Linked DNA regions of Homo sapiens: region 2 is linked to region 1. The links are chromatin loops, found by intact Hi-C in ENCODE. Cell type or tissue: Caco-2. All regions are shown on one strand. Links, peaks and the distances in the headings refer to the core of each region. The heading gives the core; the rest is flanking DNA. Region 1 overlaps LINC02733 (long intergenic non-protein coding RNA 2733). Region 2 has its middle 19 kb from the start of FTH1.

What was found. A loop is a pair of places that touch in the nucleus more often than their neighbours do. Peaks named below come from ENCODE experiments on the same cell type or tissue, not always from the same donor. Only the 100,000 strongest peaks of a DNase experiment are listed, where the experiment ranks them.
Region 2: a loop joins it to region 1, with 7 times the contacts of the local background. A loop is called at or near these places in 9 of 110 quality-filtered maps.

The regions. Positions count from the first base shown.
Region 1 is chr11:62,046,447-62,061,954 of GRCh38, forward strand. It overlaps LINC02733 (long intergenic non-protein coding RNA 2733), which reads right to left. Exons shown (of 3, transcript NR_183616.1): 2 at 9,306-9,482; 3 at 3,410-5,822. Among named protein-coding and RNA genes, the nearest start is that of LINC02733, 28 kb to the right of the region's middle. In Caco-2, for the core only: a CTCF peak has its summit at 8,276; a DNase peak (open chromatin) is centred at 8,245.
Region 2 is chr11:61,978,647-61,995,399 of GRCh38, forward strand. No RefSeq gene overlaps it. Among named protein-coding and RNA genes, the nearest start is that of FTH1, 19 kb to the left of the region's middle. In Caco-2, for the core only: no CTCF peak of the experiment used is centred there; a DNase peak (open chromatin) is centred at 7,475.

The DNA of each region.
Region 1 (15,508 bases), core at 3,591-11,590:
GGAAGATAAGGAAGAGCTGCTTTGGAATTACTTTTTTTTTTTTTTTTTGGCACGGAGTCTTACTCTTGTCACCCAGGCTGGAGTGCAGGGGTGTGATCCTGGCTCACTGCAACCTTTGCCTCCCAGGTTGAAGCAATTCTCTGCCTCAGCCTCCCGAGTTGCTGAGATTACAGGCGTCTGCCACAATGCCTGGTTAATTTTTTGTGTTTTTAGTAGAGATGGGGTTTCACCATGTTGGCCAGGCTGGTCTTGAATTCCTGACGTCAGGTGATCCACCCGCCTTGGCCTCCCAAAGTGCTGGGGTTACAGGCATGAACCACCGCACCTGGCCTGCTTTGGAATTATTAAGATCAGCCAACCAGGATTGTAACATCCCTGGTTACAAATAGTACAAGAGAAGCAAGAAACTCCCTGTATCCGAGGAGAACAGTAGTGTCACCATGCACCACTAAGACAGGCAGTTCCTTGTCCAGAATGGGCAGAAAAGGCTGGCTCCTCATCCCAGTCCCTCCTTAGCTGGGTCAACATAACCTGCCTCAGAGTCCCCGGCTTGCTGGAACACCTCCCATTTCCTACACTGTGCACCCCGAACATAGTCCTAGAAATGCACAGTGGGGAGATAATGTGGGTGACTGGAAAGTGGTGCTTTACTCCTGTGCCCAGCAAAGGGGTCCCCAGGGCAGAGGCCAGGGAGCACCCCACAAGGCTGACCCGGCACCCTCAATGTTACTTTGCCCAGGTCTCTTTCCAGAACACTCACTTGTATCCTCCTGTACATAAGCTAAATTTCTCATTTTTTGGGAAAAGGGCTAGGTGGTTATTTTTTATTTTCAGAGATCCTCAAAGGGCAAAGCCAACCAAAAGGGGACTTTGGATGAGCAGCCAGCTCCCCTAGCTTAGTCCTCAGGCCTGGCCAGTGCCGCAGGAGGCTCTGAGAACCCTTGGAGGTCCCACTACCCAGAGTTATTTGCTTATTCAATTAGTAAATATCAGTGTAAAGAATGGAAGGGTGGAGGGTGCCAACAGCACAGCTCCCACACTCCAGAGAGCCTCTGCTCACCCAGCTCATCGCCATTCTCCAGACCGGCTGGGCTGCTTCCTTTTTACCGGATCCAAGCCACAGAGCAGGGCCACCTCAGATTATTCTTTCTCTTTCATGCTCCCTTCCCTGTCCTCCTTCCCTGCTCCCCACTATCTCATCCATCACCGAACTTTCTCAATCTCACCTCTTACAACTTCCCAAATACTAAATGTTAATAACTGAAGACAATGGGTGCTTGGGGCATGGAGGTTCATTATACAATTCTCTCTCCTTGTGTATGAGTCTGAATGTTTCCAAAACAGAAAATTACATGTAACAAAAGATAAAGGAATACAATATCTCAAGCTGGTCCCCTCTGCTCTGTTACTTGCAGAATCCAGACTTTCACCATCTCCCTTGCCCACTTTGGCCCCCAGCCTCCAACGAGCCCGACCAGCCACCCTTGGATTAGCAGATGTGTTTCCCTCCATGCTGACGTGGATGGTGGCAGGGTCTCCTGTTTCCAGACAATAGTTTAAACTGCCTTTAAGTGAAGGAGTTTTAAGACATGTGATGCAGTTAGGCATGTAGCCAGACATACTTTACCCCAGGCTGGGGCTCAGGGCCCAGGTTCTAGTCCCAGCAACACCTCCAACAGGGTGTTAGAATGAGCTATTTCTTCCACTTCTGTTTTGAAATACACAAAACACAAAAACACCACTAGCCCTGGGCCCAGGCTTTCACTGTCAAAGGGATTTGAAGAATTTTGTCATCATATATGAATCTCAAAACAGCCCCAGGGGAAGCAGGGCATGTTTTAAGAGGACTTCATCCAATGCTTTCTTGGTATGAACTAAGCACCTTCCCTTCCCTCCCTCTTCCTAGGGGAAGGCTGAGACATGTCTGGCTCCAGTAAATTAACGACCTCATCTCCACTGACTTATTTGTCTGAAACATGTTCAAAAAGCAAAGCAAATAGAAAAGAGGAGAAGTCTTGGAGGAAGAAGGAAAGCAGACACAGGAAATTAGGATAAATGTTTAAAGGCATGTATTTTAGCTTATTAGGATAAATGTTTAAAGGTATGTATTTTAAATTATGCATCAAGAACCAGATTCTTTGGATGACAAAGAAGTTCACAGAGGTGACCTGATCTGGCCAAAGCAATTCTTTTTTTTTTTTTTGTGGGGGTCGGGGGTAATGGAGTCTCACCCTGTTGCCCGGGCTAGAGTGCAATGGCACGATCTTGGCTCACTGCAACCTCTGCCTCCCGGGTTCAAACGATTCTCCTGCATCAGGCTCCCGAGTAGCTGGGGTTACAGGCACCCACCATCATGCCCAGCTAATTTTTGTATTTTTTTTTAGTAAAGGTGGGACTTCACCATCTTGGCCAGGCTGGTCTTGAACTGCTGACCTCCTGACCCGCCCACCTCGGCCTCCCAACATGCTGGGATTACAGGTGTGAGCCACTGCACCAGGCCAAAGTAATTCTTAATAATAATAGTAAGAGTACAAAATACTTACTGTGTATCAGGAGCAGCATAAAGAGCTTTCCTCATGGAAGCCTTACAAGGACCCTATGAGATGAATAGCACCCCCTTTATAGAGATAGGGAAACAGATCCAGAGAGTTACAAGTCCTGGAACCAGGGGTTGATCCCTGCTCTGCTGGACTCCATGGCCCATGCATGGCCCTGACTTTTCTTCCGCATGTCTTCCAGCCCCACCAGATCACTTCCCAGTTAGTGTTGGAACCGGGACAACACCTAGATCTGGCCCAGTGGTCTTTCCTAGTGTTTTCTCAAATGGTATCCAAGGGCTTCCCTGGTTCTAAAACAGAAATAAATAAATGAATGAAGCAAGGAAGGAAGGAGGTATGGAAGGGAGAAAGAGAGAGAGAAATTAAAGAGGTGCCAAAGATTCTCAGACTTTTTCTTTTCTTGCTCTTGTCGCCCAGGCTGGAGTGCAATGTCGTGATCTTGGCTCACTTCCTCCCAGGTTCAAGCAATTCTCCTGCCTCAGCCTCCCAAGTAGCTGAGTTTACAGGCATGCACCACCATGCCTGGCTAATTTTGTATTTTTTAGTGGAGACAGGGTTTCACCATGTTGGTCACGCTGGTCTCAAACTCCTGACCTCGGGTGATCCACCTGCCTCGGCCTCCCAAAGTGCTGGGATTACAGGCATGAGTCACCATGCCTGGCAATTCTCAGACTTTCAAAGCCAGTGATACCAGAGTGCTCAGTCCTTTGACCTCCACCTCCAAGCTCATATCTTCTTCCCCTCTCCCATCCTGTTCACAGCCTCACAGGACAGTGTAGCCTGCCACGATCCCTGTTGGACTGAACAAAGGGGGCTAACATGGGAATAAAAGACAAGGACATAAGAGTATATTTGGAAGAATGGGTCAGGGGGCATCTTGCCTCTAGTGGACAAGGGCCCCAAGCTTTACACAGCCCTCCGTATTTATTGGTAAAAGAGATAACAAGAAGGGGGGATGGTTGTCAGCCGGCAGTTTGATTCACAGCAAGCTTGCAAGACTGCATCCTTTGAACAATAGGTGCTAGATTTACCAGTAGATAACTTTAAGGAGCCCGGTGCCACGGAATGATGACCCTCAGCAAGCCTCCTGGCGGCAGGCGCAGTCGTGAGTTTGCTCACATCCTGCATTCATGATAAACAGTTTGCTGTTTGATCACATAGCCTCCAGTGGAATGCTGAGTTGGTCACAATCCCTTTGGCCTTTTCAGCACCCAACATCTCCCCTTTTCTGTTTATGTATTAATTGAAAGAATGTAAGGCCAGGCTGGGCAGCTCTCATTTTCCAATTGGCGGTCCATCCAATTTTACAGACTATGAACAGAAGACAGAGACAAAACCACATTATTCCAAGAACTGCATATAAGATGGTAATGTGGTGCCTTAGATAGGTCCAAGGGTTGAGGCTCTCCAGGCCTTGCTGGAATTCAGTCCAGTCTTCTAAAGAAGGCTGAAATTCTTGAGTTTGCCTATTTAAATCAAGAATTTTGTTTTGTAATTCACCAATATCAAAGGTGATGTTGGATGTGAACGCTCCCTGCAAATGGGCTTTCGCAAGGTCCCACGGATACTCACTTTGGTTATATTCTAAGTTGTTTACACAAATATGAGTGTTATTAAAATGATAACGCAATTGCTGTTGCAACTGCAAGTTTTGTACTTGTTCTCCTAACCATAGAACCATGGATTTTAACATTGCCACTTAAGCTTATAACTCAGTGTTAATTTTATTCTGAAGTAGCCACACTTGTTTGGCTGTGTGCGTCCAGTTCTCCACGTACTGAGCTGTTTGAATAGAATTATGCAAAGCTACAGAAGACATCACGACAAAAGTTATTAGTGTGACCAAGGAAACGATAGCAAAAATTATCATGCCTAAGGCTCTACAGACACAATGAGTAAGCTGAGTTAGAAGAAGTTTCACAAAATGCCAGGCAGGTGTGGCAGCCCAAGGCTCAGACAGATTAACAGGAATCCATCACCCAGGGATGCAACCTAAAATCATCAAAGTAGAGAGATTATGTGTTTGCCATGTGCTATGATGAATGCAGTTATATAACTGGCAAGATTTACAGGTTAATTCGGTATTGTTTACCTGGAACTGGTCCTTCTTAGCTGCCAAAAAGACATAAGGATTAAACACACAAACTGTAAATTGAGTGGTGATATCTTTACAAATGTAACATTAGACTGCATTGCTTACTATTGCTATTATTGGATAGTATCCTAATCCAGATGCTGCGATTCGTAAATGGGAGTGCTGCCTTCCACATCATCTCTTTAATTGGTCCTTTCCTCCCTAGATAATGCCACTGAGGAAGAGGCGGGCTAAAGCTTGCTCCGTGCCAAGCAATCTGGGTAGCAGACTGGGATTGGATCCCAGTATTGTATAAAGAAGAAGCATTAAAAGCTTGCCACCAATGCCAGCGAAGTTTGTGCCATGATTTCTGATTTTCATCTTTTCCATCTAATTGATCTTTAGGTCCCCAATCCACAATGTCTCCAGTTAACATAGATTGTTTTCTAGCCAGTGGACCAAGACACTGGGTCCATAGATGGGGGTAGGAAATACTGAATGGAACCCATTCCGTATAATCAGCACAATTAGGGTGATTGGGCCAGGAATGGTTGGTTAGCACACCAGTTACGTTAATAGAACCAAGACTTAACAGGTGCATGACTTTTTCATAGTGACTCAACCATGTTTGAGCTTGAATTTAAGACAGCTATGGCTGAGCGATGTCTTTGTGGTGATACACAAAGGAAGTCCTTCCAGTGGAGCAGTATAATTAATGACATTATTCTGAGAGTCTAACTGTTCTATGTCAGGGGGAGTCAGGAGTCCTGGAGCCCACTCTCCCTGATCATGATAAAGCTCAGGAGGAGTGTCACTCCAAAGAATAGGTCATACTACTGGGGGATTGGGAACATATGCCCAATATGTTTTTGCCTCTGCACAGGGAAAACATATCACATTGGACATTATGGCTAACATGGCCAAGAACATGGAATCAGGGGTTCTGGCCTGTCCCTGATGCTACAGTAGTTTCTCAGCTTCCTGCATGGTTTTCTTGAGTTGTCCCCAGCTTATGGGGGTTGATGTCATTGGGCTCTGGTCGGACTTCTCTCTGTCTTTGCACTCAGGCTCAGCTGGCTCACGGCTCGTACCGGAGGGACCGGGCCCATGGTTGGCCACCCTGGGCTCCTCAAGTCTCCCGTTCCATGGTCGCACACACCTTGAGGGCACCCACACGGCTTATCCATCTCCTGTAAAAACACAAGCATACCCTCGTCCCCATATTAGTAAATACACCAGACCTTTCCATTGTCCTTCTTCCGGGGATTTCTATAACACTTTCAGATAAACTTTCCTCTTTTCATCTAACAATTGCCAATGTCTTTCTTCTGGAGTCTTACCATTCATACCAGGAGTCAAAAAATTTAAGGTAAATAAGGCTAAATGTAGTTTTGATTGAGGTGGTAGTTGGCCTCCTATATCCCTTTTTTGTCTTTTCAATATGCATTGTAATGTTTGATGTGCCTGCTCTATAATGCCTTGTCCTTTAGGGTCATAAGGAATTCCTGTTTTATAGGTTATAGCCCAAAGCTGTAAGAAATTTTTAAAAGTGTGACTAGTATTAGCAGGTCCATTGTCAGTTTTTAATTGTTTAGGTATCCCCATATGAGCAAATGATGACAGACAATGTCACTGTACATGACCAGCTGTCTCACCTGTTTGGCATGTAGCATGCAGCATATGAGAATAAGTGTTTATAATTGCATGAACATAGCTAAGCTTACCAAAGGCTGCTATATGTGATTGTGTGTGTGTGTGTGTGTGTGTGTGTGTATATATATATATATATATATATATATAAAAATATATAATTGTTATACGTGACTGGCTACATTTACAACATAAGCTGAATCACAGACAACGTTGATAGGATCTGAAGCTGTGAGCTGTAAAACCTGAATGACTGCAATTAGTTCTGAGCATTGAGCTGAAACCCCAGAGGTCATTATTGTTTCCAGACTTTTTTGGAATAACAAATTCCGGTGAATTCCAGGGGCTAACTGACGTTTCTATATGTCCTGCATTCAATTGCTCTTTTACCAACAGGTGAAGTTGACCTAGCTTCTCCTGTGTTAGGGGCCATTGATCCACCCACACAGGTTTGTCACTAAGCCATTCTAATGATAAGGCAGGGGGCGGAGGAGAAATATCAATGACCCCCATCAGAAATCCTGACGTCCTAATGCTTTTCTATCTGTTTTTCCAGTTACTGATATCAGGTTAGGGTTTCCTTGTAGAAATTTCCCTAAACCTTTTCTACTCTGATATCTCATGACCTTCAACATTTTAAATTCTGGTTATCAAAGTTTTCATTTATAAGCCTCATATCCCATGCTGTAAGTAAGTCTCAACCCCATAAATTGACAGCTATATTTGCAACATAAGGCTGAAAAGTACATGACTGTCCATCTGGACCAAGACAAGGTAAAATCTCAGCATTTGTTGAACACTTTGAGCTGTTCCTACTCCCAATAGGGACATAGAAGTTAATTGCAAGGGCCAGGATGGGGGCCAATTGTCTTTAGATACTACTGACACATCAGCTCCTATATCCATAAGCCCATAAAATTTCTTTCCTTTAACTTGTATTACACAGGTGGGTCTACTAGAGGCTATGGGTTGGGATAGATAGATTTCCCATGCAGTTGTGCTCCCGAACCCTTTGTTTCCTTGCATCTCCTTTTGTGGAGAAGGGTGTAATTTGCAGGGAATAAGCAATAGCTGAGCAATATATTCTCCCAGTTCAAAAACCCAAAGATCTTGCGACATTAAAACTACTTGAATTTATCCTTCATAATCAGAGTCAATCACTCCCGGGACTACAGTGATGCCCTGTAAGTTAAGATGGCTTTTGCCTAAAATTAATCCTGTGTATCCTGTTGGTAAAGGTCGCCAAATACCAGTGGGAACTTTGATAGGTTTGTCTCCACCAACTACTGTTATTCTTTCTCTGGCAGGTAGGTCTAATCCTGCACTTCCTGGTGTTCCTGGGGTGAGGGAATCAATGTGCCTCTGGGAACCCATCCCTGAAATGGGGTTGAGGTCTGGACTGGGAATGCCCTCATTGTTTGAGGGGCCTGGGTCCAGGCCCCTGTCTCGTTTCCCGACGGGGGTGCTATTTTGATGAAATTTTGAGTGGCACTGATTAGCCCAGTGATTTTCTTTGTTACAGCGAGGACAAAGTCCTGGCATTTTTTTCCGCTGAGTGGGGCACTGCATTGTAAGGTCCTTTCTGTCCTGAGATCTGGTGGCATTCCTTTTTAAAATGTCCAGTTTTTCCATAATTATAACATTTTCCCATTTTAGAGTTTGACCCTTGGCTCCTTTTAGATTTGTCAACTGCTGAATTAGCCATTGCTTGCACTAACATTGCAGATGGATGAAGCTCAGTTCCTACATCCTGACAAGCTCAGAGAAAATTTCCCAAGTTTTTTGTACACCTCACTGGTGCCAGTGCACGTTTACAATCCGCGTTTGCATTCTCAAAAGCTAGAGTTAAGGTTAGCATTTCTGCAGCCGCAGTGTGAGGAATATGACACTTCACTGCCTCTTGTAATCTTGCAAGAAATTGCGCATAGGGCTCCTGTGACCCTTGCATGATATGTAAGAAGGATTGTGCTGGGACTCCCTCTTCAGGAATTGTGGCCCAGGTGCATTTAGCAACCTGTGCACACTGCTGATAAGCAGCCTCTGGGAGTGTCATTTGTCGTTCCAGGTCTGAATAAGGGCCATTACATAACAGCATATCCTTTATAAATATCTCCATGTCCAGCAACACGATTCTGTCTAGCCTGCTCTGCACACATTTCTTGCCAATTTAAATTCCATGTCAGATATGCACTAGTGGACAAGCAAGTTCACACCAAGTGTTTCACATCAAAGGGTAAAAGACACATAGCACTGAACACAGATTCTAGCAATCCTAAAGTGAATGGGCTCCATATGCCATTATTTACTACACTCGCTTTTAATTCCTTCAACAACTTAAACTCTAGTGGAGTGTGTTCATGAATAACCTGCTGTGGATTATTTGGATCAGGCCTTATGGAAATAGGAAAAGCATAAGGTCCTAAGGGCTCTCCAGCCATGGCAGCAGAGCATAAAATTCTTTGTATTGGGGTCTCTATTTCTGCCACTGAAGGAGGCAGTACAGACATTTCTGCAACTGGAGGAGGTGGTATAGGCCAATTTTTATCCTCCCTCTCCTGTTTCTTATTTTCAATTGGAGCTGTGGGTGGGACAACAGATTCTTTCAGATTTTTAGATTCAGCCTGCTGTCCTGCAGAATAATAAGGAGATAATGGCAGAAGCATAGTACGAACTAAACTCCAAGTGGAGAAAACAGAAGAATCAACTTTAAGACCTTTTTGATGAGCCCATTTTAATCCTTCTGCTGTTCTGTCCCAGTTTTCCACATCAAGAGTGCCTGCCTGTGAAAACCATAGGTTATGCAAAATAACCTCCTGCAGCAGCTTAGTTAGTGTCTGAGAACTAACCTGAGCCCCAAACTGTCTCAACAGAACTTTGAGAAACTGCAGATAATGTTATTCTTCAATAGGCAAATTCTGCCCCATGTTACCCTGATTGCAAAAACTTCCCGTCCAGGACTTCTTTAAAGCACTGCTTCCAATACCTCTTTAGGACACTGATCAGTACCTCTTTAGGGCACTGACCTTATATCTGCTGCTGGCAGACTCGTTCCGGGGTCCGTGTTTGCCTTGTCAATTTCAGTTCCTCTGCTCCAGCAGACCTTCTTCGCTCACATCCTTGAAGTCCTGTGTTCAGACGCCACTTGTTGTGCGCCTGATTGTGTTGCTGTTTGGGGTGCCACTTGTAGACAGCCATGATCCCTGGTGGATCAAACAAAGGGGGCAAATGCAGGAGTAAAAGATAAAGACAAAAGAGTATATTTGGAAGAATGGGTCAGGGGCACTTTGCCTCTAGTGGACAAGGGGCCCCAGCTTTACACAGCCCTCCATATTTATTGGTAAAAGAGATAACAAGAAGGAGGGGGAGTGGTTGTCCGCCGGCAGTTTGATTCACAGCAGGCTTGCAAGACTGCATCCTTGGAACAATAGGTGCTAGATTTCCCAGCAGATAACTTCAAGGAGCCCAGCGCCAGGGAGTGATGACCCTCAGCAAGCCTCCTGGAGGCAGGCACAGTCGTGAGTTCGCTCACATCCTGCATTCATGATAAACAGTTTGCTGTTTGATCATATAGCCTCCAGTGGAATGCTGAGTTGGTCATGATCCCTTTGGTCTTTTTGGCTCCCAACAGGTCAGGATGGTTGCAGGGGTCCTGTAATCATCTCTCAGTCCTTGCTAATCCATGTATAAGGTGCAGTTCCTCTGGTGTTAATGTCTAGCAAATGGACTTTGTATCTTAATATGAAGGAAAGGGAAGGTGCTATGGTCTAAATGTTTGTGTCTCCCCACCTAACCCCCAAGGTGATGGTATCAGGAGGCAGGGCCATTGGGAAGTGATTAAGTCATGAGAGCAGACTTAATGTGCTCTCATGCATGGGATAAGTGTCCTTCGAGGCCCTAAAGAGACCCCTCACTCTAGAAGATGCCGTCTGTGAACCAGAAAGCAGGCCCTCCCCAGATACCAAATCTGCAGGCACCTTGATCTTGGACTTCCCAGCCTCCAAAACTGTGAAAAAAAGAAAGAAAAAAAAAAAAATATATATATATATATATATGAGATGGGGTCTTATTCTGTCACCCAGGCTTGAGTGCAGTGGTGCGATCATAGCTCACAGCAGCCTCAACCTTTCAGGTTCAAGCAGTCCTTTCACCTCAGCCTCCCAAGTAGGTGGGACTACAATTGTGTGCCACCATGTCTGGTTAATTTTTTTAAAAAAAAATTTTTGTAGAGTCAGGGTCTCCCTGTGTTGCCCAGGCTGGTCTTGAGGCTCAAGGTCCTGGGCTCAAGCCATCCTCCAATCTCGGCCTCTCAAACTGCTGGGATTATAGGTGTGAGCCACCATGCCCTGCCAGAAATAAATTTGTATTGTTTACAAGCCACCCAGTCTATGGTGTTTTGTTATGGTAGTCTGAACAGACTAAGAAGGTCAAGGGAAAATGACCTTCTCATGAATACTCCCTAAGGAAAGAAGCTATTGACCTGCTTACTGAAGTTTTGCTGACATTGACTGCTTGCAGGGTGCTGTCCTTAGTGCTTTATTTAATCCTCACCGTTCCCCTGAGAGTAGGGCCTATCATTTCTAATTTTAGAGATGAAGAAACCAAGGCTCATAGAGGTTGACGGAGGTATTTTATACCATACAACCAGTAATCATGGAGGGGCCATCTGAACCCATGTATTTGATCATTTTATTAAAATACCTCAAAAAAAAACTCTCCTCTTTCTTAAGGAAACAAGCCCATATAAATTTAGTGGAGGGGAAAAATAAATGTAGCAGTAGTGAGAGGTCACTGAACTGTAGCCCTGAGGCTACATTTTGATCTGGGACCTCATATGTAGATCTGAGACCCCATGGAGTGCCCCCTGCTTGTAAGTTTCATGAAGTCAGGGATTGTATCATCCCAAATCCACTGCCCAGAAGGCATGTAGTCATCCTCCAGGAGCCTGGCCCTCTGGAGTGGTACTTCCCAGCTGGCTGCAGAGAAGGCTCAAGCGTGGACACCTGGCAGTGGCCACTGGCTACCAGTCCTGGCTTTGCTTAAATTCCCCATCTGTCTTTGCAGTACATTGTTTTCACTGTTGTTTTTGAGACGGACTCTTACTCTGTCACCCAGGCTGGAGTGCAGTGGTGTGACCTCGGCTCACTGCAACCTCTGCCTCCCAGATTCAAGTGATTCTCGTGTCTCAGCCTCCCAAGTAGCTGTGACTACAGTTACGCACCACCATGTCCAGCTAATTTTTGTATTTTTAGTAGAGACGGGGGTCACCATGTTGTCCAGGCTGGTCCCCAACTCCTGACCTCAAGTGATCCACCCGCCTCGGCCTTCCAAAGTACTGGGATTACAGGTGTGAGCCACTGCACCCGGCCCTGTTTTATTCTTTATCTCAGTGAGGCCATGGTCAAGTTGCTGAAACTCCATATACTTCAGTTTCCTCCTCTGTAAAGTGGGGATAAGAGGAATTTAATAAGGATTATATGAGATAATGCATGTAAAGCATTTGTCTTAGCACGGTGTGGGCGACACGTGCTCCAGAGTCTCGCTGCCATTGCTCCACCTGCACTGGGCCTGCTTCAGTCCCTGAGCCTCTGTCAGGACACATGGGGCCGGCACAGAGAGGTGCATTTCACTATCCCAACTCTGAGATGCAGCCGCTGCTGGGTCTGATCCGGCCTCGAGGCATCTGCTCTCCCACCTCTGCCCTGTCTTTCTCTCATCCCCCCGCCCTGCTGAGCTTGGTCCTTGAGCCCACTCAGAGTGGCTGCTATCACTGTTTGCCTCCCCCACTTGGACCTGGGTCTCATCCAGGCTCTGACCCAGCTGCCAATTGGTGGGAAATCAGAAAGTGAAGCCTGTGTTGAACCGAACCGCGAGGGTGCGACCGGCCAAATCCAGATTGTGGGAAACTGCAGGTCAACAGTTTCTGGAGAATCTGTTATTGGGCTCTGCCCTAGAGAAACTGTAGGGAAGGAACAGATCCTCCAGAAATTAAAGAGGCCAAACAGTCATCTCCAGTTAAACAATGAGCAAGACTACAGAGTTTAGTGATGTACACCTGTGTGGCCAGACTATCAAAAACTCAAGTTTGTGATTCTCATAAAAGTCAGGACAGGGAGCCAGGCGCGGTGGCTCAGGCCTGTAATCCCAGCACTTTGGGAGGCTGAGGCAGGCAGATCACGAGGTCAGGAGTTCGAGACCATCCTGGCCAACATGGTGAAACCCCGTGTCTACTAAAAATACACAAATTAGCTGTGCGTGGTGGCACGTGCCTGTAATCCCAGCTACTCGGGAGGCTGAGGCAGGATAATCACCTGAACCAGGGTGTCAGAGGTTGCAGTGAGCCAAGATCGCACCACTGCACTCGAGCCTTGTGAAAGAGCGAGACTCCGTTTCCAAAAAAAAAAAAAAAAAATGTCAGGACAGGACTGGTGTTGGTGGGGAAGGTTTTTGGTTGGAAATTGGAAAGTTCTATTTTTAGACCTGGGTAGTGGTTACAAAAGTATTCACCTTATAATAATGTATTAAGGCCATATATTTGTTCAGTGTGGGTTTTACCTGTGTGGTTTCTTTTTTTTTTAAGTGTATATTATTTGTGTATGTGTGTAGTACTTGTGGTTTGTTTTCCTGTCTTTGAGACAGAGTCTCTGTCACCCAGGCTGGAGTGCAGTGGCGCTATCTCAGCCTACTGCAACCTCCGCCTCCTGGATTCAAGCGATTTTCGTGCCTCAGCCTCCCAAGTAACTGGGACTACAGGTGTGCACCACTACTCCTAATTTTTTTTTTTTTCGTATTTTTAGTAGAGATGGGGTTTCACCATGTTGGCCAAACTGGTCTTGAACTCCTGACCTCAAGTGATCCGCCCCCCTCAGCCTCCCAAAGTGCTAGAATTACAGGCGTGAGCCACCGTGCCCGACCTGTACTGTGGCTTTTATTTGACAATAAAACAGTTCTTTAAAATGTACCCTGGGGGCAGAGCTGGGCATAGTGGTCCTTGCCTGTAATCCCAGCACTTCGAGAGGCCAAGGTGGGAGGATTGCTTGAGCTCATGAATTTGAGACCAGCCTGGGCAACATGGCAAGACCCCGTCTCTACAAAAAAAATTTAAAAATTAGCCGAGTGTGGTGGTGCGTGCCTGTAGTCCCAGCTACTCGGGATACCGAGTCAGGAGGATTGCTTGAGCCCAGGAGGTTGAGGCTGCAGTGAGCCATGATGGCACCACTGCAATCCAGCCTGGGTGACAGAACAAGACTGTGTCTTTTAAAAAAAGAAAAGAAAGGGCCGGGCGTTGTGGCTCACGCCTGTAATCCCAGCACTTTGGGAGGCCAAGGTGGGTGGATCGCTTGAGGTCAGGAGATCGAGACCAGCCTGGCCAACGTGGTGAAACCCAGTCTCTACTAAAAATACAAAAATTAACCAGGTATGGTGGTGGGTGCCTGCAATCCCAGCTACTCAGGAGGCTGAGGCAGGAGAATTGCTTGAACCTGGGAGGCAGAGGTTGCAGTAAGCCGAGATTGTGCCATTGCACTCTAGCCTGTGCAACAAGAGCGAAACGCCATCTTGAAAAGAAGAGAAAAATATCCCTTGGGTCTAGTCCCAGTGCTGCCACACAAAGGCCACCTCTCTTTCTGCTCTCCCATCCTGCCTTTGTCACAATTCTGACCCGTTTAGAACCTAACCTAAGTCAAGGCCTGGACAGAGTTATTCTAAAGCAAAGTGACTGAGTGTATGTGTGTGTGTGTGTGTGTGTGTGTCTCCAAGTGTACATATTTCCTTTTTACTTCTGAGATTATACCTTCTGGGACAGGTGGAAACCTTTCTTTTTCAAGTCCTTCATCTTCAGTGGCTACTTACCATCCCCATAGCTGGAGTTTAAGGAAATCTATCCCTAAAGAAGGGGTCCAACCTCAGTCTTAACTTTTTTTTTTTTTTGAGACAGAGTTTCACTATTGTTGCCCAGGCTGGAGTGCAATGACACGATCTCCACTCACCACAACCTCCGCCTCCCGTGTTCAAGCAATTCCTCCTGCCTCAGCCTCCCAAGTAGCTGGGATTACAGGTGTGCGCCACCACGCCTGGCTAATTTTGTATTTTTAGTAGAGACGGGGTTTCTCCATGTTGGTCAGCCTGGTCGTAAACTCCCAACCTCAGGTGATCCGCCCACCTCAGCCTCCCAAAGTGCTGAGATTACAGGTGTGAGCCACCGCGCCCAGCCATCTCTCTTTATTTGAGATGGAGTCTCACTGTGTCTCCAAGGCTGGAGTGCAGTGGTGCAATCTTGGCTCACTGCAACCTTCGCCTCCCGGGTTCAAGTGATTCTTGTGCCTCAGTCTCCCAAGTACCTGGGATTACAGGCATGCACCACCACACTCGGCTCCTTTTTTTTTTTTTTTTTTTTTGAGACAGGGTCTCTCTGTTGCTCAGGCTGGAGAGCAGTGGGGCAATCATAGCTCACTGTAACCTTGAACTCCTGGGCTCAAGCGATCCTCCTGCCTTGGCCTCCCAAAGTGCTGGGATTACAGGCATAAGACACCACGCCTGGCTAATTTTTGTATTTTCAGTAGAGAGGGGGGTTTTCGTATGTTTGCCAGGCTGGTCTTGAACTCCTGACCTCAGGTGATCCGCCTGCCTTGACCTCCCAAAGTGCTGGGATTACAGGTGTGAGCCACTGCACCTGGTCTTATTAACTCTCTAGAAGGCCTTAGCAGCCCCAATTTGCTTGCTGAACAGATCTTCCTTGCATGAGTTGGATAAAACTTCTCTCCAAAATTTCATGTATGCACTTTTTACCTGATGAGCAGGTAAGCTTTACATTTTTATCCCACGAGCGCCACCTTCCTATCTCTCTTTGCTATTTTTCTCTCTTTATCTGCACTGCTTGCTTCACATTTACTCCTTTCTGCATTTGGAAAGAGAAGAGGGAAAATGCATTTTAAAAAAAGAGGCGAGAAATGGAAACTAGAGAGGCCTCCCACTGGCCTCCCCCTATGGTGGCGTCCACTTAGCCACTTGGCCTCCGCCGTTCTGCTGCAGAAAAGTCAGTCTGTGTCTACGCTCATCCTGAAAACAGGCAGAGGTAGGAGCAAGGAGGCCTCCCACTGCCTTCTCTGGGGAGGGATCCTAAGTCCCGCGGAACATTTATAGAGTCCCTGCTCTCCAACAAGGCAAGAACCTTGTTGCAAAGGAGCACAAAGATCCCCAGAGAAGCCTGTGCAGGAAAGATAAAATGGAA
Region 2 (16,753 bases), core at 4,129-12,128, 67 kb before region 1:
TAGATGAAGAAAATGATATCTGGGGCTGGGGATTTGGGGTGACCAGATCAGGGTTACAGGGAAAGTCGGTGGCTGAGCCAAGGACCAAAACCTAGGCCTTCTGACTCCCACACCAGCCTTCTTTCCTCATGCTTCTCTGCTTCCTGAGATTAAATTCTTCTGGCAGTGCTCAAGTACGGTTATGTGATTATGAAAAAACACAGGGAACTCTGTGCCAAGCAGCTATCATTGGTTTCCTGGGCAGGGTTGCAGAGAAAGAGGAGAAGGACAAAGGAACTTCTCCCACCCCTGTGTGCCAGCCTCAGCTCTCTGGCGGGGGGCAAAACAGGCTCGTGGGGCTGCCTGAGGGCTTGTCCTCTGGTGTCCCTCCTCTGGGCCCCAACAGTCCTCTGCTTCATCCACACCAGCCCCTGGGGTGCCCCACCGCACCCCTGGTCCCCCGCCTCTGTCCTTTGTTGAAGTCTTTCCTCCCCTAGCTGTTCACTTTTATCTATCAAAGATCCACCCTTTCTCCAAGCTGCAGTCCAGATCCTGCCTCTGCCGAGAAGTCTTCCTGGATTCAGAGCTTGTCTCTTATTCCTGCTAATGTTTATTCCTTCGGCCTTTACTGAGTGACAGGAGGCCCTGTGCCATTGCATCATCATAGGGGAGGCTCGTAGGAAGGCATCATAGGAGGCTTGTAGGAAGCTGGTCTTCATCTCTGCTCCCAGGAATGGGACCAGGCCCTGGCACCTGGCAGGGCCTCAGCTAAGACTCTGGTTGGATGTGATTGAATCATCGTGAGAAAGGGGAATCCTTGCCCTGCTGGGGGGCGAAACGGGGGGTAAAGTTAGGACCCCCTGCCCTGCCCCATCTCACAAGCGTTGTGAAAAGGTCTTGAGCTTTGTCTGACTGGGTCTCGCTTGAGCCAGTACTGCCCCGTGAGAGATGGTTCTTTGCACTTAACTCCAGGTAACGGAGGGCCCATCCTGCAGTTTCCCCTTAAGAGCCTGGAATGGGAGCCTCGGGAGTTGGAACTGGTCTCTGGAGTTTGCCTTAAGCCCAACCAGCTTGGTCAGCTCTTTAGCCCAAAACTCCTGTATTCCAAGGGCAGGGGTCCTCAGGCCCAAGCTCCACCCAGCTGGGTGGGTTAGACTCAGACTCTTTTCTTAAAAATGAATCAAGTAAGAATAAAAACTAATACTTATTAATAAAAGCAGATACTTCTTGACCCCTTACTACATAGGCCAAACATGTCATTCGACAGATGAGGAAACTGAAGCACAGAACTACAAAGTACCTTGCCCAAGGACACACACCTGCTGTTCCAGTCCAGAGCCCACACTCTGAACCGCTCCTTGTCCCCACCCACTGCCCAGATCATTCGGCTCCATCCTGTTATCCACTTGTCATTCCACTGTTTGCCCATGGTGCCTCCCATATGGGGATTTAGTAAATGCTTATCAAATGGGGGTGCTTATTGAATTTGAGATTTCTGTTTGTTTACCAGGTTATCCCTAGCAAGGCATGGAGGGAATAAGGGGGAACAACAAAAATGCTGGATGCTGGGCTGGGCGCGGTGGCTCGCGCCTGTAATCCCAGCACTTTGAGAGGCTGAGGCGGGCGGATCACCTGAGGTCAGGAGTTTGAGACTAGACTGGCGAACATGGTGAAACCCCGTTTCTACTAAAAATACAAAATTAGACGTGGCGGCATGCACCTGTAACCCCAGCTACACGGGAGGCTGAGGCAGGAGAATCGCTTGAACCCACGAGGCGGAGGTTGCGGTGAGTTGAGATCGCACCATTGCACTGCACCCTGGGCAAAAAGAGTGAAACTCCGTCTCAAAAAAATAAATAAATAAAAATGCTGGATGCTGCAGCTCTGTCTTGCTGTGTGATCAGTCCTTGGCACAGATATCCCACCCGAGCCAGGCTTCTTGCATGTCCTTACTCTCTGCCGTTCCCAGGGAAGGAGGATATTTCTGAAAAGGTCCTGAATTTCAGATGGGCTGTCATCACTGTCAGTGTTAGGATGGAAGGGCTGAGTGCAGTTGCCTCCAGACCAACCCCTGTGAAAAATACTCCAGGGAAAATCGCTCTGGAGAGACATGGCTTCTGAGATGGTGCCCTGGGTGGATGGAGGAGAGAGCTGGGAGGTCTCACATCAGTCGGGATGATTTTGCTTTCAAGCAACAAAACCCAACCCACAATAGATTAAGCAACAAGGGGGATTTATTGACTTGTGGAGTTGAAAAGCCCAGACGAGGTGGACTTTAGACGTGGTTCCATCAGGGCTCGGGCCCCGTTTCTCTGTGATTCTCTCAGATCCGCTCCCATCCACCGGGCTTCATCCTCTGGCTGTCTTCCAGCATCCTCCAGAGCTGCAGGCTTCCTTCTTCCAGGGGTAAAGTTAGGACCCCCTGCCCTGCCGCATCTCACAAGCATTGTGAAAAGGTCTTGAGCTTTGTCTGACTGGGTCTTGCTTGAGCCAGTACTGCCTCTTGGAGTGTCTAAATCTTAATGGTTGTTTAAGCAAATTAAGGAAATGGAGTTGATGAGCACTTCTGAATGGCATTGGGCCCCAGGGCTCACTGGAGACAGGAAGAGTTTTTACCAATTGCTCTCTGCTCTCGCTTGCTGGTGTCTGATTTTACCAGAGTACAGTGACCTCAGCTGGGACACTCAGGCCTGCACCATTCAGACTTCAGAGCTGTATGTGGATCTGTGTGAAGACCTCTAGGAGCCCAGCACTCAGATTTGGGAGGCCCCACTGCACATCAGGGCAAACACGTTAAAACATGCCCACATTCCACATGCAGCATTGTAACCAAAACACAGGTTCAGTTGCCTGCCACTTGCAGAGTCCAAATAATAAGAGTGAGGTCTGGTATAAGTAAAGTGACTTTTTATTTCAAAACTAGCTTAGGGGAAGAGGTACAGGCTTCTTACCTTAAGAGTACCACCTTGGGGCTGGGCGAGGTGGCTCAAGCCTGTAATCCCAGCACTTTGGGAGGCCAAGGCGGGTGGATCATCTTGGTCGGGAGTTCAAGACCAGCCTGACCAACATGGAGAAACCCCTTCTCTACTAAAAATACAAAATTAACCAGGCGTAGTGGCGCATGCCTGTAATCCCAGCTACTCGGGAGGCTGAGACAGGAGAGTCACATGAACCCAGGAGGCGGAGGTTGTGGTGAGCTGAGATCACGCCATTGCACTCCAGCCTGGCCCACAAGAGAAAAACTCTGTTTCAAAAACAATCAAAGCAAAACAAAGCAAAAACAAAAAAGGCTACCACTTTGGGCTGGGCGCAGTGGCTCATGCCTGTAATCCCAGCACTTTGGGAGGCACAGGCAGGCAGATCACCTGAGGTCAGGAGTTCGAGACAGCCTGGCCAACATGGTGAAACCCTATCTCTACTAAAAATACAAAAATTAGCCAGGCATGGTGGCAGGTGCCTATAATCCCAGCTACCCAGGAGGCTGAGGCAGGAGAATCACTTGAACCCAGGAGGCAGAGGTTGCTGTGAGCTGAGATCATGCCACTGTACTCAGTCTGGGCAACACAGCAAGACTCCTTCTAAAAAAAAAAAAAAGAGTATCACTTCACTTTTGGCGTGGAAGGTGGGTACTTTTAAAGGGTGCCTGGCACACAGACATGAATGGCACATGGGAGGAAGCAGGCAGGTGGGGGGCTGTGTACTTGCTTTGGTGCCTTATCTACCAGGTGGCCGAGAGTTGGCGTCTTTGAGGACAGAACTGGGTTGTGAAGGTGGCCAAAACTCTCCAGGTGGGAGAGAGTTTCATAGCAGGCATGCTTTGGGTTGTAAATGGACTGTTGTCTCTCAAGGCAGTCCCCTGGTGGGACAGAGTTCCACCCTGGAGCTTCTAAGCACGAAGTTAGATAAACTTGCCCTGTAGGGAGTGTCTGGTGAAGGGAAAGTGAAAGGTTATAACTGCATTTCTAAAGGGACAAGTGGGATGTAGATAATAGGGAAATAGAGGAAAGAGAAGAGAAAAAATAATTAAAAATAACTCCTTCTTGCTTCCTTCCTCTCTCTCTGTCTTTCTTCTTTCTTTGTTTTTTTTTTTTTTTTTTTTTAGATGGAGTCTCGCTCTGTTGCCCAGGCTGGAGTGCAGTGGCACAATCTTGGCTCACTGCAAGCTCCGCCTCCCGGATTCACGCCGTTCTTCTGTCTCAGCCTCCCAAGTAGCTGGGACTACAGGCGCCTGCCACCACGCCCACCTAATTTTTTGTATTTTTAGTAGAGACGGGGTTTCACCATTTTAGCCAGGATGATCTCAATCTCCTGACCTCGTGATCCGCCTGCTTCGGCCTCCCAAAGTGCTGGGATTACAGGCGTGAGCCACCGTGCCTGGCTTTTCTTTCTTTTTTTTTTTCTGACAGAGTTTCACTCTCGTTCCCCAGGCTGGAGTGCAATGGCGTGATCTTGGCTCACTGCAACCTCTGCCTCCTGGGTTAAGTGATTCTCCTGCCTCAGCCTCCCAAGTAGCTGGGATTACAGGCGAATGCCGCCACACCCAGCTAATTTTTGTATTTTAAGTAGAGACGGAGTTTCACCATGTTGGCCAGGCTGGTCTCGAACTGCTGACCTTAGGTGATCCACCCACCTCGGCCTCCCAAAGTGCTGGGATTACAGGTGTGAGCCACTGCACCTGGCTTCCATTCTCTTTTTCATAGAAAAATGGGGGCACTTGGTTATAAGCGAAAAATAAGTAAAGAAGACCTGAGCTCAACTGCAGATGACAGCTTTACAGCTCATAAACATTTACTTTTATTAATTTTGCTGTTTTCTTTTTAAATTTAGGAGCCAGTACATTTTCTTGGACCCTTGTAAAGCTCATAGGCACTAGGCCTGGGCCTGTCTTGCCTAATAGAGAAATCTGCCTGTTTGAGGGCAGTGATGGTGATTTGTGTGTGTGTCCCTGAAGGAACACCAGGCCTGGAGCCAGGACTGTGGAAGCTGGTCCCAGCTCTGCCATTAACTAGCTGGGTGACCTTGGACAAGCTGCCAACTTCTCTGGACCTCTGTGTAGTCACTTGTCAATTGGAGATAATGTCACCTCTATTTCTCCCCTGTGTTCTTTGCTGAAGGGGCATTTCTTCCAGCTGGGGAGACTGGAGGGGCTTAACTGAGTCTTGCCATTGAGCCGAGTAAACCCAATTTCTTTGGGATCCATTTGACACTGGTTGGCTGCCCACTCTAAGCCAAGCTTGCAGCCAAGCTCTGGAGGAGTAGAGATGGCTAAGCCAGAGCTTGTGTTCACAGTAGCCCAGAAAGATAGGCTCAGCAGAGACGTGTGGAAGGGGCACAGTGGGATTCAGATGAGCAGCCTGAGAGCCTGAAAGAGCCATGGAAGAGCCTGCCAATGGAAGTGCCCTTTCCTTGCTAAGGAAGGTAAAATACCCAAACCAAGTCAATTCAGCAATGATCCTGGGGTGCAAGAGTGAAAGGGCCAGGGGCTGTAGCTGCCTCTTAGCCTCAGTGTGGTGACTCCCTTCTGTTATTTTTTTTTTTTTTTTTCCTTTTTTGAGACAGGGTTTAGCTCTGTCACTCAGGCTGGAGTGCAGTGGCACATACATGGCTCACTGCAACCTCGACCTTCTGGGCTCAAGCAATCCTCCCACCTCAGCCTCCTGAGTAGCTGGGACTATAGGTGTGTGCCACCACACCTGGCTAACTATTTTTATTTTTTTATTTTTGAGATGGAGTTTCGCTCTTGTTGTTCAGGCTGGAGCGCAGTGGCGCGATCTTGGCTCACCGCAACCTCTGCCTCCCGGTCAAGTGATTCTCCTCCCTCAGCCTCCCGAGTAGCTGGGATTATAGGCATGTGCCACCACGCCTGGCTAATTTTGTATTTTTAGTAGAGACGGGGTTTCTCCATGTTGGTCAGGTGATCTGCCCATCTCTGCCTCCCAAAGTGCTGGGATTACAGGCATGAGCCACCGCGCCTGGCCTCTTTTTTGATTTTTAGTAGAGAAGAGGTGTTTCCATATTGCCCAGGCTGTTCTTGAACTGCTGGGCTCAAGCAATCCTGCCGCCTTGGCCTCCCAAAGTGTTGGGATTATAGGCGTGAGCCACTGCACCAGCCCTCTCTTAACAACTTTTAAGTGTACGTCACAATATTGCTAACTATATGTACATTGTTGTACGAGAGTTCTCCCAGACTTTTTTCTCTTCCATGGCTGAAACTCCATCCCGTTGAGCAACAACTCCCCATTTCCCCTCCCCTCAGCTCCTGGAAACCACCATTCTGCTTTCTGTCTCTATGAATTTGATTACTTTAGGTACTTCTTATAAGTGGAATCATGCAATATTTCCCCTTTTGTGATTGGCTTATTTCATTTAGCATGATGTCTTCAGGGTTATCGTTGGTATAGTATATGACAGGATTTCTGGTTCTTAAAAAAGACTGAATGACATTTCATTGTATGTATATACTACGTTTTTTAAATCCATTCATCCATCCACAGAAATTTAGGTTGCTTCCACATCGTGGCTATTGTGGATAATGTCATAATGAACATGGGGATGCAGATATCTCTTTGAGATCCTGTTTTTTATTCTTTAGGATATATACTCAGAAGTGGGATTGCAGTATCATATGGTAGTTCTATTTTTAATTTTTTGAGGAGCCTCCATATCATTTTTCATAGCAGTACACCATTTTACAATCCTACCAACAGTTTGCAAGAGTTCCAGTTTTTCCGCATCCTCACTGACACTTGATAATTTTTTTTTTTTTTTTTTTTTTTTTAGACAGAGTGTCGCACTGTTGCCTGGGCTGGAGTGCAGTGGCTCGGTCTCAGCTCACTGCAACCTCCACCTCCCGGGTTCAAGTGATTCTCCTGCCTCAGCCTCCCAAGTAGCTGGGATTACAGCCACCCACCACCACACCCACCTGATTTTTTTTTTTTTTGTAGTTTTAGTAGAGACAGGGTTTCACTATGTTGGCCAGGCTGGTCTCAAACTGCTGACCTCATAATCTGCCGAACTGGTAATCTGCCCGCCTCGGCCTCCCAAAGTGCTGGGATTACAGGCGTGAGCCACTGCACCCAGCCCACTTTTTGTTTTTTTGATAGTAGCTATTCCAATGGGCATAAGGTGATAGCTCATTGTGGTTTTGATTTGCAATTCCCTGGTGATTAGTGAACATCTTTTCATACGCTTGAAAAAAAAGACGGTGAGCATCTTTTCATATGCTTTTTGGCCTGACTGTTAAAAGAAAAACAAACAAACGGAAAGAAAAAACAAAAACAGCATCAACAAAAAAGTCCCCACGCAAACCCCATCCAAAGGTCAGCAGCCTTGAAGCTCGAAGCTAGATAAACTCATGAAGATGAGAAAAAAATCAATGAAAAATTGCTGAAAACTCAAAAGAGCCAGAGTGCTTCTTCTCCTACAAATGATTGCAACACCTCTCCAGCAAGGGCTCAGAACTAGGCTGAGGCTGAGACGGATGAACTGACAGAAGTGGCCTTTAGAAGGTGAGTAAGAACAAACTTCGCTGAGCTGAAGGAGCATGTTCTAACCCAATGCAAAGAAGATAAGAACCATGACAAAACATTACAGGAGCCCTTAACCAGAAAAACCAGTTTAGAGAGGAACATAAATGACCTGATGGAGCTGAAAAATACAACATGAGAACTTCACAGTGCAACCACCAGTATCAATAGCTGAATACACCAAGCGGAGGAAAGAATTTCAGAGCTTAAGACTAACTTGCTAAAGTAAGACAGTCAGAAAAGATGAGAGAAAAAAAGAATGAAAAGGAACAAACAAAACCTCTGAGAACTATGGGATTATGTAAAAAGACTGAACTTACAAATGATTAGGGTACCTGAAAGAGACGGGAGAATGGAACCAAGCTGGAAAACATATTTCAGGATATCTTGCAGGAGAACTTCCCCACCCTAGCAAGGCAGGCCAACATTCAAATTCAGGAAATCCAGATAACCCCAGTAAGATACTCCACGAGAAGATCAACCCCAAGACACATAATCATCAGATTCTCCAAGGTCAAAATAAAGGTTAAGGGCAGCCAGAGAGAAAGGCCAGGTCACCTCAAAGGGAAGCCCATCAGACTAACAGTGGACCTCTCAGTGGAAACCCTACAAGCCAGAAGAGATTGGGGCCAATATTCAACATTTTTAAATAAAAGAATTTTCCAACCCAGAATTTCATATCCTGCCAAACTAAGCTTTATAAGTGAAGGAGAAATAAAATCCTTTTCAGACAAGCAAATGCTGAGGTAATTCATCACCACCAGGCCTGCTTTGCAAGAGCTCCTGAAGGAAGCACTAACATGAAGGAAAAACCCATTACCAACCACTACAAAAACACACTGAAATACAAAGACCAATGAAACTATGAAGCAACTACATCAGCAAGTCTGCAAAATAACCAGCTAGCATCATGATGACAGGATCAAATTCACACAATCTTAAATGTAAATGGGCTAAATGCCCCAATTAAAAGACACAGAACAGCAAGCTGGATAGAGTTAAGACCCATAGGTATGCTGTATTCAAGAGACCCATCTGACGTGCAAAGACACACAGGCTCAAAATAAAGGGATGGAGGAAAATTTACGAAGCAAACAGAAAGCAGAAAAAAGTAAGGGAGGAAAATTTACCAAGCAAACGGAATGCAGAAAAAAAGCAAGGGTTGCAATCCTAGTTTTTGACAAAACAGAGTTTAAACCAACAAAGATAAAAAAAAAAAAAAAAAGACAAGGACATTACATAATGGTAAACGGTTCAATTTAATAAGAATAGCTAACTATCCAGAATACATGTATGCACCCAACACAGGAGCACCCAGATTCATAAAAAAAGTTCATAGCGATCTACGAAGAGACTTAGACTCCCACACAATGATAGTGGGAGACTTTAACGCTTCACTGTTAATATTAGACAGATCATCGAGACAGCAAATTAACAAGGATATTCAGGACTTGAACTCAGCTCTGGATCAAGTGGATCTGTTAGAGATCTACAGAACTCTCTACCCAAAAACAACAGCATATACATTCTCCTCAGCACCACATGGCTCTTACTCTAATTTGATCACAGAATTTGAAGTAAAACACTCCCTGGCAATGGAAAAGAACTGAAATCATAACAAACAGTCTCTCAGACCACAGCGTAATCAAATTAGAGCTTGTGATTAAGAAACTCATTTAAAACCACACAACTACAGGGAAACTGAATAACCTGCTCCTGAATGACTCCTAGGTAAAGAATGAAATTAAGGCAGAAATCAAGAAATCAAGAAGTTCTTTGAAATCAATGAGAACAAAGAGACAATGTACCAGAATCTCTGGGACACAGCTAAAGCAGTATTAAGAGGGAAATTTATAGCACTAAATATCCACATCTAAAAGCTAGAAAAATCTCAAATCTACACCCTAACATCACAACTGAGAGAACTAGAGACCCAAGGCAAACAAACCCCAAAGCAAGCAGAAGAAATGAAATAACCAAGATCAGAGCAGAACTGAAGGAGATACAGACACAAAAAACCCTTCAGCCAGGCGCGGTGGCTCACACCCCTTCAGCCAGGCGCAGTGGCTCATGCCCTTTCAGCCAGGCGCGGTGGCTCATGCCTGTAATCCCAACACTTTGGGAGGCTAAGGTGGGCAGATCATGAGGTCAAGAGATAAAAACCATCCTGGCCAACATGGTGAAACCCTGTCTGTACTAAAAATACAAAAATTAGCTGGGCGCGGTGGCATGCACCTGAAGTCCCAGCTACTCGGGACGCTGAGGCAGGAGAATCGCTTTAACCCAGGAGGCGGAGGTTGCAGTGAGCCGAGATCGTGCCTCTGCACTCCAGCCTGGTGACAGAGCAAGACTCTGTCTCAAAAAAAAAAAAAAAAAAAAAAAAAACCTTCAAAAAAATCAATAAAGCTGGCTTTTTGAAAAAATTAGTAAAATAGATCGCTAGCTAGACTGATAAACACAATAAAAAATGATAAAGGGGATACCACCACTGACCCCACAGAAATACAAACAACCATTAGAGAATACTATAAACCCCTCTATGCAAATAAACTAGAAAATCCAGAAGAAATGGATAAATTCCTGGACACATACCCCCTCAAAGACTGAACCAGGAAGAAGTTGAATCCCTGAACAGACTAATAACAAGTTCTGAAATTGAGGCAGGAATAAATAGTCTACAAAATGGCTTTACAGCTGAATTCTACCAGAGGTACCAAGAGGAGCTGGTACCATTTCTTCTGAAACTATTCCAAACAATTGAAATGGAGGGACTCCTCCCTAACCCATTTTACGAGGTCAGCATCATTCTGATACCAAAACCTGGCAGAGATACAACAAAAAAAGAAAACTTCAGGCCAATATCCCTGATGAACATCCATGTGGAAATCTTCAATAAAATACTGGCAAACTGAATGCAGCAGCACATTAAAAAGCTTATCCACCATGATCAAGTTGGCTTCATCCCTGGGATGCAAGGCTGGTTCAACAGATGCAAGTCAATAAACATAATTCAACAGAACTAAAGGCAAAAAACATATGATTATCTCAATAGATGCAGAAAAGGCCTTCGATAAAATTCAACATCATAAATGGCTCTTATTATTTTGTGGTAAAACTAAGGATTGAAGGAACATACCTAAAGATAATAAGAGTCATTTATGACACTCCCACAACCAATATCATACTGAATGGGCAAAAGCTGGAAGCATTCCCCTTGAAAACTGGCACAAGACAAGGATGTCCTCTCTCACCGCTTTTATTCAACATAGTATTGGAAGTTCTGGCCAGGGCAATTAGGCAAGAGAAAGATATAAAGGGTATTCAAATAGGGGAAAAGAAGAAGTCAAACTGTCTCTGTTTGCAGATGACATGATCCTATATCTAGAAAACCCCATCGTTTCAGCCCAAAAGCATCTTAAGCTGATAAGCAACTTCTGCAAAGTCTCAGGATACAAAATCTATGTGCAAAAATCACAAGCATTCCTATACACCAACAATAGACAGAGAGCCAAATCACGAATGAACTCCCATTCACAATTGCTACAAAGAGTAAAATACCTAGGAATACAGCTAACAAGGGAAGTGAAGGATTTCTTCAAGGAGAGCTACAAACCACTGCTCAAGGAAATCAGAGAGGACACAAACAAATGGAAAATCATTTTATGCTCGTGGATAGGAAGAAGCAATATCATGAAAATGGCCATACTGCCCAAAGTAATTTACAGATTCAATGCTATTCTCATTAAACTACCATTGACATTCTTTGCAGAATTAGAAAAAACTACTTTGAAATTTATATGGAACCAAAAAAGAGCCTGTATAGCCAAGATTATCCTAAGCAAAAAGGACAAAGCTGGAGGAATCATGTTACCTGACTTCAAACTATACTACAAGGCTACAGTAACCAAACAGCATGGTACTGGTACAAGTACAGACACACAGACCAATAGAACAGAATAGAGATCTCAGAAATAAGACTGCACACTTAAAACCATCTGATCTTTGACAAACCTGACAAAAACAAGCAATGGGGAAAGGATTCCCTTTTTAATAAATGGTGCTGGGAGAACTGGCTAGCCATATGTGTAAAACTGAAACAGCACCCCTTCCTTACACCTTATACAAAAATTAACTCAAGATGGATTAAAGACTGAAATGTAAAGCCCAAAACTATAAAAACCCTAGAAGAAAATCTAGGCAATACCATTCAGGACATAGGCACGGGCAAAGATTTCATGATGAAAATGTCAAAAGTAATTGCAACAAAAGCAAAAACTGACAAATGGGATCTAATTAAACTAAAGAGCTTCTGCACAGAAAAAGAAACTATCATCAGAGTGAACAGACAACCTGCAGATTGGGTGAAAATTTTTGCAATCTGTCCGTCTGACAAAGGTCTAATATCCAGAATCTAAACAAATTTACAAGAAAAAAAAAACCCCATTAAAAAGTGGGCAAAGGAATGAACAGACAGACACTTCTCTAAAGAAGATATTTATGTGGCCAACAAATGTATGAAAAAAAGCTCAACTTCACTGATCATTAGAGACATGCAAATCAAAACCACAATGAGATTCCATCTCACACCAGTCAGAATGGCGATTATTAAAAAGTCAAGAAACAACAGATGCTGTTGAGGCTGTGGAGAAAGAGGGAACGCTTTTATACTGTTGATGGGAGTGTAAATTAGTTCAACCATTGTGGAAGACAGTGTGATGATGATTCCTCAAAGACCTAGAACCAGAAATACCATTTCTGGTTATATACCCAAAGGAATATAAATCATTCTATTATAAAAATACATGCATGTGTATGTTCATTGCAGCACTATTCACAACAGCAAAGACATGGAATCAATCCAAATGCCCATCAATGATAGACTGGATAAAGAAAATGTGGTACATATACACCATGGAATACTATGGAGCCATAAAAGGGAACAAGATCTTATCCTTTGCAGGGACATGGATGAAGCTCGAAGCCATTATCCTCAGGGAACTAACGCAGGAACAGAAAACCAAACACTGCACGTTCTCACTTATAAGTGGGAGCTGAACAATGAGAACACATGGACACACGGAGGGGAACAACACACACTGGGGCCTGTGGGGTGCAGGGGAGAGCGAGAGCATCAGGATAAATAGCTAATGCATGTGGGGCTTAATACCTAGGTGATGGGTTGATAGGTGCAGCAAACCACCACGGTACACATTTACCTATGTAACAAACCTGCACGTCCTGCACATGTATCCCGGAACTTAAAATTAAATTAAATTAAATTTAAAGAATAGCTTAAAAAACCAAAAACAAACCAAAAAATGCCTTTTAAAAAATTTAATTTGTTTGAAACAGGATTTAAAAAGTTCTGTGGACATGGTGGCTCACACCTGTAATCCCAGCACTTTGAGAGGCCAAGGCAGGCGGATCACGAGGCGAGGAGTTCGAGACCAGCCTGGCCAACATGGTGAAACCCTGTCTCTACTAAAAATACAAAAATTAGCTGGGCGTGGTGGCGGGCACCTGTAATCCCAGCTGCTCGGGAAGCTGACGCAGGAGAATCATTTGAATCCTGGAGGTGGAGGAGGTTGCAGTGAGCCGAGATCGTGCCATTGCACTGCAGCCTGGGCGACAGGGTTAGAAAAAAAAAAAAGTTATGTGGCTGGTTGATATGTCTCTTTAGACTCTTAACAGACTTCCTGGCCGGGCATGGTGGCTCACACCTGTAATCCCAGCACTTTGGGAGGCCGAGGCGGGCAGATCACGAGGTCAGGAGATCGAGACCATCCTGGCTAACACAGTGAAACCCCGTCTCTACTAAAAATACAAAAAATTAGCTGGGCATGGTGGCGGGCACCTGTAGCCCCAGCTACTTGGGAGGCTGAGGCAGGAGAACGGCGTGAACCTGGGAGGCAGAGCTTGCAGTGAACCGAGATCGTGCCACTGCACTCCAGCCTGGGTGACAGAGTGAGACTCCATCTCAAAAAAACAAAAACAAAAACAAAAAACAAAACAAAACAAAAAAACAGACTTCCTCCCCATCTTCTTTCTCCACCCCCACTCCTTGATCTGGAGCTTGCTATCTTTGTGGCATTTAACATGCTCCTCTGTCCCCTGAATTTCCTGTAAGTTGGTAGTTAAATCTAGAGGCTTGATCAGATATTTGGGGCATATTTTTTTTGGCCCAGTTACCTTACAGGTGGTGTTTTGTTCTTCCATCAGGAGGTACGTGTCTGTCTTTCTGCTTGTTAGCAGTTGTTGCTGTCTTTATTTATTAGGATTTGCAAAATGGTGATATTCAAACCTATCATTCCATCTTCCCTTACTATGTGAAATATTTCTGTAGAGAGAATCTTCCCTTTATGAACTATTTGGCTAGCCTGAAGAATAGTTCTTTTAAAAAGGATGAAGAGGCCAGGCATGGTGGCTTACGCTTGTAATCCCAGCACTTTGGGAGGCCGAGGCGGGCAGATCACCTGAGGTCAGGAGTTTGAGACCAGCCTGGCCAGCATGGCAAAACCCCATCTCCACTAAAAATACAAAAATTAGCCGGGTGTGGTGGTGCACGCCTGTAATCTCAGCTACTTGGTAGGCTGAGGTAGGAGAATGTCTTGGAGGTTGCAGTGAGCTGAGATTGCACCATTGCACTCCAGCTTGGGAGAATGAGCAAGACTCCATCTCAAAAAAACAAAAACAAACAACAACAACAACAACAAAAATGGCTGAAGAAATCCTTGATTTCCCCACTTCTTTCCCCCACATATAAGTTAGTTTTCTAGTATCCAGTAAACTTAAAAAATTATGAACTCCTGGATTTAAAAGTATTTGATTAACTATAATTCAATTAACTATAATTATTGTCTGTATTGATTTTCAAATTATCTCAATTTGGGTCCAGTAGCAGCCTATTCACCTTGACCGTGAGTCCTTTTGACATGGCCTCTATAATAGAGATCTTTGATTAGTTCTTTGCTTTCTGGTATGATGACCTGTTCCAGGCTTAAGCTCACTTTGTACATTTACTTCTACTCCCCAGGCTTGCAATCAGCCATTTCTCCAAGGAGTCCTGGTTCCTTTGGTGGAAATATTAGGTTAGTGTCAAAGTAATTGCAGTTTGCCAAAGTAATTACTTTTGCACCAATCTTAATAGCATTTATAAGTCACCATCTGGGTACCAGAAGCACTCATTGTTTCTGTGTTCAATAATGCTAGACCTTTTCAGAGGACACAGGACCGTTTAAAAAAATTTTTTTAAGAAGAAAAATGAGTTCATTCTGAGACTTTCATTTCGAATTCAGAAGTCTAGGGTTTTTGCTTCATCTTAAAGATTTTTTTTTTTTTTTGGGGGGGGAAGGAGTCTCGCTCTGTCGCCCAGGCTGGAGTGCAGTGGCGTGATCTTGGCTCACTGCAAGCTCCGCCTCCCGGATTCACGCCGTTCTTCTGTCTCAGCCTCCCGAGTAGCTGGGACTACAGGCGCCTGCCACCACGCCCACCTAATTTTTTGTATTTTTAGTAGAGACGGGGTTTCACCATTTTAGCCAGGATGATCTCAATCTCCTGACCTCGTGATCCGCCTGCCTCGGCCTCCCAAAGTGCTGGGATTACAGGAGTGAGCCACCGCACCCGGCCTCATCTTAAAGATTTTACATCCGAATTGTCTTTCTTCTAATGCCCCAAATATCTGTTCTCAAGTACAATTACAGAATTAAGTATAATTACAGAATTATTTATTTATATTTTTCTCCACGACATACACAGCAGTGTTAAAGTAATAATCCCTATACTACCACTAAACAATTATTATTGAAAACAGCTTAATATTTTGATCTTGTAGTTTTCTTCGTATAGTAAATCCCACGAGGAATATACAGTCAAATGAATGTACTTTAAAGCTCCTTTGGAAGAGCTCCTCTCTGTGTTTTTGCTACCAACCCATTCAACCCATTACACAGTTAGGAGCATTTACTTCATTTTGCTTTCAATTTTTAGAATTGCTTTTAAAAGTTTAATTTAGTTTTATAATTATGTAAAATATGTGCATGGTCAAAGTCAAATGTGTAAAATAAGATATATTTAAAAGGATCTAGGCTGGGAATGGTGGCTCATGCCTGTAGTCCCAGCACTTTGGGAGGCTGAAGTGGGGAGGATCACTTGAGCTCAGGAGTTCAAGACCAGCCTGGGCAATGTAGCAAGACCCCATCTGTACAACAATTAAAAATTTTGTATTAAAAAAAGCTAAATGTGGTGGTGCATGCCTGTTGTCCTAGCTACATGGGAGGCTGAGGTGGAAGGACCGCTTAAGCCCAGGATTTTAAGGCTGCAGTGAGCTATTACGATGCTACTGCATGGGTGACAGAGCAAGACCCTGTCTCAAAAATAAATAAATAAATAAATAAATAAGTGGATCTTGTGTCTATTCTCCCCCCACTGTATTCTTTCTTTCTGTTAAACTATCAATGTTTGGTATTTAATTATAAGAAAGTATTTACTTTTATTTTTTTAAGACAGAGTCTCGCTCTGTCGCCAGGCTGGAGTGCGGTGGCGTGATCTCAGCTCACTGCAACCTCTGCCTCCCGGGTTCAAGCGATTTTCCTGCCTCAGCCTCCCGAGGAGCTGGGACTACAGACTGCGTGCCACCACGCCTGGCTAATTTTTTATATTTTTAGTAGAGATGGGTTTCACCGTGTTAGCTAGACTGGTCTCGATCTCCTGACCTCATGATCTCCCTGTCTCAGCCTCCCAAAGTGCAGGGATTACAGGTGTGAGCCACCGTGTCCGGCCCTGTATTTACGTATTTTTGTTTATATCTTTCCTTCTTAGAGAAACAGATCCTAAGATGTCCTTAGGATCACACTATATTAGTTTGTAGAGATCTTCCTTGTTCTTTTTGTGGCTGCAAAGTACCCCATTGTGTAGATGTGCTATTGTTTATTTCTCAAAGTCCTTATTGATGGATTTTTGGCTTTTTCCCATGCTTTGGTTTTTACAAACAGAGCTGCAATAAACAGCATATCTCTGTGTCTTTTTGTATTGTTTGCAGTGTATCGTTAGTATAGATTCCTAGATGTGGGATTGCAGGATCAAAGGGCAAATGCGCTCATAATTTTGCTAGCTATTACCAAATTCTCTTCTACAGTGACCGTACCATTTTGCATTCCCACCAGGAATATGTGAGAATGTTGGTTTTCTCACAGTTTGGAAAAGAGAGTATAGAGTATTAAGCTTTTGGATTTTGGCCAATCTGATCAACA